2 separate regions of the Homo sapiens genome follow, and region 2 is linked to region 1. Evidence: read pairs that join two places in POLR2A ChIA-PET (ENCODE). Cell type or tissue: PC-9. All regions are shown on one strand. Links, peaks and the distances in the headings refer to the core of each region. The heading gives the core; the rest is flanking DNA. Region 1 overlaps UBAP2 (ubiquitin associated protein 2). Region 2 overlaps NFX1 (nuclear transcription factor, X-box binding 1).

Evidence for each region. Peaks named below come from ENCODE experiments on the same cell type or tissue, not always from the same donor. Only the 100,000 strongest peaks of a DNase experiment are listed, where the experiment ranks them.
Region 2: POLR2A ChIA-PET joins it to region 1 with 8 read pairs; 1 of 35 experiments calls an interaction of 5 or more read pairs at or near these places.

What each region holds. Positions count from the first base shown.
Region 1 is chr9:33,940,405-33,945,786 of GRCh38, forward strand. It overlaps UBAP2 (ubiquitin associated protein 2), which reads right to left. Exons shown (of 29, transcript NM_001370062.2): 14 at 3,961-4,235; 15 at 3,016-3,185; 16 at 1,245-1,458. Among named protein-coding and RNA genes, the nearest start is that of SNORD121B, 8.7 kb to the left of the region's middle. In PC-9, for the core only: no CTCF peak of the experiment used is centred there; a DNase peak (open chromatin) is centred at 2,487; H3K27ac peaks cover 1,188 bases.
Region 2 is chr9:33,326,691-33,332,072 of GRCh38, forward strand. NFX1 (nuclear transcription factor, X-box binding 1) reads left to right here. Exons shown (of 24, transcript NM_002504.6): 10 at 1,891-1,988. Among named protein-coding and RNA genes, the nearest start is that of NFX1, 39 kb to the left of the region's middle. In PC-9, for the core only: no CTCF peak of the experiment used is centred there; DNase peaks (open chromatin) are centred at 2,671 and 3,461; H3K4me3 peaks cover 352 bases; H3K27ac peaks cover 4,226 bases.

The sequences.
Region 1 (5,382 bases), core at 60-5,059:
GAAACCTTGGACATACAGAGTTGTTGAGCTGAAATCCTAAGCTATCATGTCATATTTACAAAATAATGTCAAGTGATAAAAGGAACAAAGAGCCCAGTGTAGTGGCTCACCCTATAATCCCAGCACTTTGGAAGAAGGCCAAGATAGGTGGATTGCGTGAACCCAGCAGTTCAAGATCAGACTGGGCAACATGGTGATACCCCGTCTCTAAACAAAATACAAAAGTCAGCCAGACATGGCAATGCATGTCTGTAGTCCCAGCTCTTTGGGAGGCTAGGGTGGGAGGACTCACTGAGCCCGGGAGGTCAAGGCTGCAGTGTGCTGTGATCGCGCCACTGGACTCTAACCTGGGTGACAAAGCAAGAACCTGTACTCCCCCAAAAAACAAACAATCCACAGAATTGCTCACACTGAATGCTCACATATTAATTTTTAGCATTTCTTATCAATAAAGTATCTTTAATTAAGATATCCACATTGTAACTTTTATATGCACTAGGAAACCAAAAAATTAGCGCAACTTTCTTTATTGCAGTGGTATAAAACAACCTGCAGTATCTCCAAGGTATGCCTGTAGTGTCATCCATATTATTTTAATTTCCTGGGACAGAATGATGTTCAAGTATTACTAGTGTGACATGAAATGTGTATACTTGTTCTTTTTTAAGTTTCTTTCTAAGATTCTCAGGAGATATTGGTACATCTCAACTTAACAGAAAGCAATACAACTGGCAATGACCATCAGATATGCAGTTAGCAAGAATCTAGAAGGGTAAAACTTTAAAACTATATCAAAAATAGATCTGGTTCCTTTATCTATAGTCCAGTATTATTAACAAAAACTAGGTAGAAAATACATAATTTTAACACAAAAATACCTAACAGTGATGAAGAAGCAAATACATTCAAAGCAAATGGGGCAATCAGAGAGAAAGCAGTACATGAAATATTCAGAGATATTTCAGACAATGTAGAAGTACCCAGTACTACAGCCAAAGTGCTCATACTACACGCATGCTTGGTTTTCTCCACAAAGTGTATGAACCTGCAGATCTATCCACACACTCAAGAGCATGGGTGCTAGAGATGCCCACTATAAACAAACTCAATGAACTATAAGGATTCTACTCAAAAGGTTAGTCAATTTGTAAAATAAAATCATATCCAAGAAGCATAATTTAACCAAACATTAATTTCCAAATAAGACGGACATCTTCTGAGAAAAAAACTAAAATACCACTTACCATGATGGTTCCTGGAGCTGACTCTGATGAACTCACAGGGCTTTGGTATGGGATCCTGTTATGCACAGAACTCTGGTCATAAGAGGAAGACATTGCTACTGGACTAGCAGAATTCAGTGATGAGCTTGTCAGACTGCAGGAGGTAATGACGGAAGTTGTATATGTGGAGTTCTGTACTGCACTGGTCATTGATAAAGATGTATTCAAAGGCTCACTGAAAAGAGTCAAAAATATTCAACATAATTTTGTTACTTTAAATAGCTTCATAAAAAAAAAAAAACATAAACAGCTTCACGAGATGCAACTACTGCATCAATTTATTATCCCAAATGAGACCCACCTAATTTAACTGAGAGATAGGGGGACATCTTTAAGAATACTTAGGCTGCGTGCGGTGGCTCACGCCTGTAATCCCAGCACTTTGAGAGGCAGAGGTGGGCGGATCCGGAGGTCAGGAGATCGAGACCATCCTTGCCAACATGGTGAAACCCCGTCTCTACTAAAAATACAAAAATTAGCAGGGCGTGGCAGTGGGCACCTGTAATCCCAGCCACTCTGGAGGCTGAGAAAGGAGAATCACTTGAACTCGGGAGGCAGAGGTTGCAGTGAACCAAGATCGCGCCACTGCACTCCAGCCTGGCGACAGAGCAAGACTCTGTCTAGAAAAAAAGAAAAAAAATAAGAAGATTCTTTAAGGAATCCAGGTGTTTGAGACCATCTTTAAAAAGGAAACTTAAACAAATATCAGGTTTTGCCTCTGGAATGTGAAAAAACTAAAACAACAACAACAACAAAGTCAGCCAGGCCGGTGGCTCATGCCTGTAATCCCAGCACTTTGGGAGGCTGATGCAGGCAGATTCATTGAGCTCCAGAGTTTGAGGCCAGTCTGGGCAACATGACGAAACCCTGTCTCTACAAAACATATTTAAAAATTAGCTGGGCATGGTGGTGCACGCCTGTAATCCCAGATACTCAGGAGTCTGAGGCAGGAGGATCATTTGAGCCTGGGAGGCAGAGGTTGCAGCGAGCCAAGCATGCTGCTGCACTCCAGCCTGGACAACAGAGCAAGACCCTATCTCAAAAAAAAAAAAAAGAAAAGAAAAGAAAACTAAAATCTGAGATTTTGTATTTATAAAATATTCCACTGAAGGAAAATGACTGCTGCAAACATGTGGAGAAATTAGATCCCTCATAGACTACTGGTAGGAATGTCAAATGCTACAGCCACAGTGGAAACAGTATGGGAGTTTCCTGAATGGTTAAGTTACCATATGACTCAGCAACTCTACTCCTGGGATATACATCCCAAAGAACTGAAAGCATGCAAAACTTGAAACCAAATGTCCATAGCAGCATCATTCACTATAGTCAAAAAGAGCAAACAACCCAAATGTCCACCAACTAATGAATGAATAAAATGTGGTATTATCAACACAATGAAATATTTGGCAATAAAAATGATACATTAAACATGGGTGTACCTCGAAAACTTACACTAAGTGAAAGATCAGACATAAAAGGCCACATATTCCAAGATTCCAGTTATATGAAATGTCCAGGTAGGCAAATCCAGAGACAGATTATTGGTTGCTAAGGGGCAGGGCAATGAAGAAACTGAGACTGTCTGCTACAGGTATGGGGTTTCTTATGGAGATGATGGAAGGTCTGGATAAACACTGAGGATAGCTATTACCACAGGATGTATTCTTTTCCACCAGTTGATCTCTCTTAGGGTCTATTTTGCTTCATAACAAAGGACTAAATTCAGTACCTTAAAGACTTCGAATACAAGCTGATGGGAATCTGATTACTATTTTCACTGCTTGGAGCTGATCCAAATTCAGAGAGAGAAGGTTCTGACCCAAATTCCAGAGCCCCAAACTGCACATTTAATCCTGTGACATCTGCTGAACCAGGCATTTCCACTGCAGAAGCTGGGATCTGAAAAAGCAAAGCTGTCGTGTCAGGAACAGAGGTCACAGATTCCAGGTCACAAAGGCCTATAACAGAGCCAAACAAGCATTTAGGTTCCCAGGCAATACTGGCAAGAAGAAGGAGTGAGAAACAAGGAGAAAATAGGCTAAGACTTTTCTAAAAAGAGAAAGAAAAAAAACAAGCTAAGAAAAATTAAAAGTTGGCTGGGCATGGTGGCTCATGCCTGTAATCCCAGGACTTTGGGAGGCCAAGACAGGAGGATCATTTGCACCCAGGAGTTCAAGACCAGCCTGGACAACACGGCGAGACCCTGTCTCATTTAAAAAAAAAAAGGAGAAATTAAAAGTTAAACAGGAATGGTTGGCATTAATATCACCACCTGCATCTAAGAGCAATGCGGGGGAGTTGTGATGGTGGGTGGGAAGTGAACACTGAGCTGACTACTCTATTTTTGGGGACTCACCAATGATGAAAGTATCACCTGGTCAAGGAACCATGCATCCTCCAACTATGGGATACAGCAAAACCCTCAAGAACAACAGTTCTCTGAGCCAGATCTTCAAATCTGTACTTGAAATAAGGATCTGTGGCTCTCAGCACAAACCCATTCCCTCTAATACTAGTCTGGTCACTCAGAAATGGCCATATCCTTATTATGCAATCAATAAGCTATGTGCTTGAAAAACACTGTACCCCAGTTTCCAAAACTTAGTATCCCACTAGAGCTGAATGTAAAAATAATTCCAGCTTTAGGACGGTGACTTCATGATGAAATGCCCACCTTAGAAGCTGGGGGTATCCGCCGCTTAGCAAGTTTGATGTGTTTGGGCTGTGGCTGGTGGACAGACACAGAGATATTTTCAATGGTCGTGCTGGGAAGCTGCAAAAGCTTGTTCACAGTGGAGGGACTGTCTCCAGGTGTTGATTCTCGAAGTTTTGCCTGGGAAGGAAAGGACTCCAAACCAGGAGGAGGAACAGTGACTGCCTGGCTCTGGTGCTGTTGTCGCTGGCTCAACTGGCTAAGAACTGGGGATGGCTCAGGTTGAGATTTGAAGTCTAAAAAAAGTAAGCAGCAATTAATGAGGCATAATGGCTTCACAATGTTCTTCAATAGAACATGAAGTGTTCTATTACCACCAATTTCTCCAAATCATTTCCAGTTGAATTTCTTAGGTTTTACACACACTATGTGTAACACTTCATTTATGATAAACGGGAAAAGTTCCTAAATGGGTACACACCTTGTTTCCTATCCAGAGAGATTTGGTTTATGTTTAAGCATAGGGAGTGATGAACTCGTGAGAACAATATTATGGTGCTATACACACCTGACCATTAGCTAACAGAGAATCATACTTTTATTATTTTATGGATTTTCTACATAACTGTTAAAAATTTGAGCCAGGCACAGTCACTCATGCCTATAATGCCAGCACTTTGGGAGGCTGAGGTGGGAGGATTGCTTTAGCCCAGGAGTACAAGGCTGCAGTGAGCTATGATTGCACCACTGCATTCCAGCCTGGATGACAAAACAAGACCATGTCTTCATCCAAAAATTAAAAAAAAAAAAACTTATTAAGTTTTTGGACTAATTGATATATATATATATATGATGTTACAAAATCCAAAAGATGGCTGGGCGCAGTGGCTCACGCCTGTAATCCCAACACTTTGGGAGGCCGAGGCAGGCAGATCACGAAGTCAGGAGATCAAGACCATCCTGGCTAACATGGTGAAACCCCATCTCTACTAAAAATACAAAAAAATTAGCCGGGTGTGGTGGTGGGCACCTGTAGTCCCAGCTACTCGGGAGGCTGAGGCAGGCCCTATGACGTGAACCCGGGAGGCGGAGCTTGCAGTGAGCTGAGATGGCGCCACTGCACTCCAGCCTGGGTGACAGACTGGGTGACAAACAAACAAACAAAAAACAAAATCCAATAGATACAAGAATATGTATGACGAATATTATGTTTCTCTTCCACACCACTCTCCCATACTTGCTCCACAAAGGCAAACACTGTACCCGGTTTTCCTGAATGTCTCTTTCAGAGATACTATATCACAATATATATAGACAGACAGACAGACAGACATATATATACACACACTATATACCTTACTGTCTCACAAATCATTTAATTTCCATTGAGTGTCTCACATTAATGTTCAAAGAGCTACTTCATACTCATTTTGGTGACTACAC
Region 2 (5,382 bases), core at 189-5,188, 610 kb before region 1:
CCTGAGTGACAAGAGTGGGACCCTGTCTCCAAAAATTAATAAAGCTATAAATATATATATTTGTTATCTTTTTCAGCTTCTTTAATAGATATAACATTATATAAAGTTCTAACAAAGTAGTATTGGGTTTATAACATATAGATGTGATATGTATAACAATAACTGCACAAAAGGGGAGAAGAATAGAGCTGTGTAAGGGTAAACCTTCTGTATCTTACTGGAGTTAGTATAAATCTGAAGTAGATTCTGATAAGATGTATATGGTAAGCCCTAGAGGGACCATTAAGAAAATAACTCAAAACATTTAGTGAAAAATATAATTAAGGGAATTACACTATAAAAAATATTGACAAAATGCAAATGAAAATAGGAAAGGAGTATTAGAATAACAAAAAAGACATGAGACTTACAGAAAACTAAAAAAGACGAACATAAATCCAGCTATAACAGTAACATTAAATGTGAATGGATTGAGCAAAAGCAGATATTTTTGAGTTTTGATTTATTTATTTTTTATAGAGGTGGAATCTCACTCTATTTCCTGGGCTGATCCCGAACTCCTAGGCTCAAGCAGTCCTCCCACCTTGGCTTCTCAAAGTGCTGGGATTACAGGCATGAGCCACTGCACCCAGCCAAAAGCAGAAATTTTTTAGACTGGATTTAAAAAACAAGATCCAACTATATGCTCTCTTGAGATGGAGTCTTGCTCTGTTGCCCAGGCTGGAGTGCAGTGGCATGATCTTGGCTCACTGCAACCTCCGCCTCCCAGGTTCAAGCGATTCTCCTGCCTCAGCCTCCTGAGTCGCTGGGATTACAGGTGGGCGCCACCACGCCTGGCTAATTTTTTTGTATTTTTAGTAGAGACAGGGTTTCACCATGTTGGTCAGGCTGGTCTCAAACTCCTGACCTCATGATCTGCCCACCTCGGTCTCCCAAAGTGCTGGGATTACAGGCGTGAGCCACCGCACCAGGCCATGGAGACAATCTTTATAGTCAAAGATACAATGAGGCTGAAAGTTAAAGAATAGAAAAAGTACACCATGTAAACAGTAGCCATAAGAGACCCCAGGTGATCCCCATAGGGTCCTGGAAACAGGACTTGTCCTAAACCTAGTTTAGCAGCATGGATGCAGGCACCACCAGACATTCACAGAGCTCTAGTCAGTCAGACTGTGGATCATGGCTTCTGATTATTTATAATCCCCAGATGACTTTCAGAGTCGACAGCATTCCACTAAAGTCATCCATGGCTACAGTTTTAGGGAGATTCAAGTCTACACTGGAGATGTGGGGCCTGAGGAAAAAGAAGATTTATTCTGTGTTTTTGTTATTTGTTTTGAAACAGGGTCTTGCTCTGTCACCTAGACTGGAGTTCAGTGGTGCGATCACAGTTCACTGTAGCCTCAACGTCCCATGCTCAGGAGATTTTCCCACCTCAGACTCCTGAGTAGCTGGGACTGTAGGCCTGCATCACCACTCCTGGCTAATTTCTTGTTTTTGTGCTTTTTTTTTTTTTGGTAGACACAGGGTTTCACCATGTTCCCAGGTGATCTCGAGCTCCTGGGGTCAAGCGATCCTCCCACCTCAGCCTCTCAAAGTGCTGGAATTATAGGCATGAGCCACCACACTTGGCCTTTTTTTGACTTAGGCAAATCGTCGTATACTTTAAAGCATATTCCAGTGTCTAAGCTGGGCCCTGAAGTTGTCAGAAAAGGCCCAGTCTGCCAGATGAAGGGAAGATAGGGAAGAAGCATTGACTGCATACTTCCCTCAACTCTGATTCTGGAGTTGCAGGGCATGGAGGGGAAGACCAGTGTGGCTAGCAAATTTGGGAGTATGAAAATGAGTAGTTGCAGTTTTCATTTCCAGCTCTTTTCGTTTTTATTAAAGATTTCATTCATACCTGTGAAAAGCTCTGCCATGAAGGAGACTGTGGACCATGCTCTCGCACATCAGTTATTTCCTGCAGATGCTCTTTCAGAACAAAGGTAAATCCTAAACAATGCTAGAGTTGTTGCCATCAATGTTTTCTTTAAAATGGTGATTATGGGAGGGGAGGAATCAAAATAACCTCAGTAGATTAGGTATGGGAAGTGGTTGTGGCACTCAAGGTCCAGAGGCCTATAGTGGGATAAGGCAAATATACAGATCACTCTACCAAATACAGGTGTGATAGTCTGAAAAGGGGAACAGTAGCACTGTTGCAAGGAGTCAGCCAACTAAGAAGTTAGAGGAAACACAGTCCATATGACCACCCACTTGTGGCACCAACTTTTGATACCAATTGAAAGTTCAGTGGTCCCTAAGACCACCTGCGAGGCTTGATAATTTGATAAAAGGACTCACCGAACTTGCTGGTGGTTACACTCATGGTTAGAGCTTTACTACAAGGAGGTTACAGTTTTATTACAAGGAAAAGGATACAGATTAAATCAGCCAAGGGAAGAAGTATGTAGGACAGAGTCCAAAAAAATACCAAAGGTGGAACTTCATTTGTCCTTTCCCTGTGGAGTCAGGAAAGTATTACTCTCTCCGCTTCAGTGTGTGCCAGCATACATGGAATATTGCCAACCAGGAAAGTTCACCCAGACCTGTGTGTTCAGTTTTTATTGGTGCTCTATTGTGCAATCATAGTTGACTGCCCATGTGGCTAATCTCAGTCTCCAGTCTCTCCCGAGGTGTACCGATACCATGTGACCCAAAACCCCTGCCCTAAAACTATCCAGTGTGGCCAGCCTGCTCCTAAATCACGTAATTGGACTATCCAGTGACTCAAGACTCCAGGCAAACAATGACACTTATATCAGGCATGGCATTCCACTAGGCTTAGAGATTACCTCTCAGAAGCCAAGCACAAAGGCCAGACTCTCTTTAAGTAAGGTTTAATTCTTCACTGTACATCTGTTTTGTCAGTTTCTACTTTCTGGTGAAAGCCTGGATGGTTTTTATTTTTCTTTTTTTTTTTTTAATTTTATTTATTTATTTTGAGACAGAGTCTCACTCCATCACCCAGGATGGAGTGCAGAGGCGCAGTCTTGGCTCACTGCAGCCTCCACCTCCCAGATTCAAGTGATTCTTATGCCTTAGCCTCTGGAGTAGCTGGAATTACAGGTGCATGCCATCACACCCGGCTAATTTTTGTATTTTTAGTAGAGACGGGATTTTGCCATGTTGGCCAGGCTGGTCTCAAACTCCTGACCTCAAGTGATCCTCCTGCCTCAGCCTCCCAAAGTGCTGGGATTACAGGTGTGCACCACCACTCCTGGCTAATTTTTGTATTTTTAGTAGAGGTGGGGTTTCACCATGTTGGCCAGGCTGGTCTTGAACTCCTGACCTCAGGTAATCTACCCGCCTCAGCCTCCCAAAATGCTGGGATTACAGACGTGAGCCACTGTGCCCAGCCTACCTTGGATAGTTTTCATCAGACTTTATGTTATAAAAAGTCTTCGGGTGATTCAGCTTGGGGAACACACTGAGTGTTGATTTATCCTGCTCTTTGACCTACTTAGTCATTTTAGTGTATATCAACATTTGTCCCAGTAGAGTACAAGCCAGGGTGGAGACAGAATTGTGAACCGTTGGTTCTGTTAAACACAATGCAGGGTCTGGCAGCATCTGACTTGCGAATAATTCTGAGGATATAGTCCATAAATGGGAAGCTAGTTTAATAGGAAAACTTCAGAAAAAAGGGAAAAGTAGTATAATTTACATGTTACAAAAGTTGTGTAATCATATATGGGTTTTTTCCTGAAAGAAATTACAATATACATAGGATAACAGAGGCATTTTTGAATGTCAGGTATGGGACCACTTTTGTACTTTGTAAATACTGTATTAAAGACTGAGATGCTGTGATTTGGCAATCATAAATTTAGTAATGCCCAGAGATGCTCTTTGTGATCTGTGTGACTGAAAATTGTAAGCAGGGTTGGGACATGTAAGCTGGAAGTGGCTGCTGTCAGTTTTCTTCATTCTCCCACAATCCCTCTTTCTATCTCTACGTTTTCTTGCTTCTCATTGACTCTTTGTCCTCACTCCCTCTAATAGTGGACTCCATGGCAGTGAGTGTATTCTTGAAAAGCTATGTGTAAGTTGAATTTTTGCAAGTAGAAGTCCTTAAATTGCAGGAGGAGCTCACTGTCAATACAAACTCTGTTAAACCTGTTTGACAAAGTAAAAAAAAAACTCTTCAAAAAGCTGATAATTGGCTGGGTGTGGTGGCTCACGCCTGTAATCCCAGCACTTTGGGAGGCTGAGGTGGGCGGATCATGAGGTCAGGAGATTGAGACCATGGTGAAACCCCGTCTCTACTAAAAATACAAAAAATTAGCCAGGCACGGTGGTGGGCGCCTGTAGTCCCAGCTACTCGGGAGGCTGAGGCAGGAGAATGGTGTGAACCCAGGAAGTGGAGCTTGCAGTGAACCGAGATTGCACCACTGCGCTCCAGCCAGGGCAACAGAGCAAGACTGTCTCAAAAAAAAAATAAAAAAAATAAGCTGATAATTATCACCTCATTGTTTAACTAGATTTTTCATGAATATGGATTTTTCATGACATGGTTTTGGTAATGGAATGGGCTTTTCCACAGAAGTGAGTTTTCTAGATAAATAAAACATTTCTTAAAACTTCAAAGGTTGTTTTCATTTCATCACTTTGGTGGGATTCTGATAAATGTATGCTGTGTCTATGTCTTCATAAAGCATGCTATATTTAAGTCTTTATGGTAATTCATGTGCAGGAATTTATGGGAGTTCTGCCTTTCCTGACAATTGTAGATAACCACTCCTGCATATCATTTCTTCCATATAATCCAGTGTTCACTGATGGGAGCATTAACTCAGTTTCATGAGTCACTTTTGCTTTATATCTGTAGAGAGCATATAGGGAACTTTTTCATATCATCAATCCCAGACACCTCATTTTTTATCTGAAATGTATATTTTCCAGCCAAGAACCTTTTATTGCTTAGACTTCTTCACATCTGTTATCAACTTCAGTAGCTGCTTTTTTTTTTTTTTTCAGGATAATTTTTACGAAGAGGGGACTTTTAAAGTCATTTTTCTCATTTCTGAGTACATGGCAACCTGTAAATGACATCAAAGCCAAAATCAGATGTAGAAGCCGGGCAGCTAGCCAGACTCATTCTACCCCAAGTGACTGACTTCCTTCCCACACACCATCATCACTACACACGATTTTTAGGATCATGCCTTAGCAAAATTACGTGATAGACCTTTTAGACCACTCACATGTAGTGGAAACCAAACTTTAGAGGCCAAACCAAAGATCCTGCTTTATTTCACTTTGCTGTAGTTTTGTGATATTATCAGGTGTGCTCTGAAGTGTGTAGAGCCGTTTGTCCCTGCATTAAATGGTACAGAT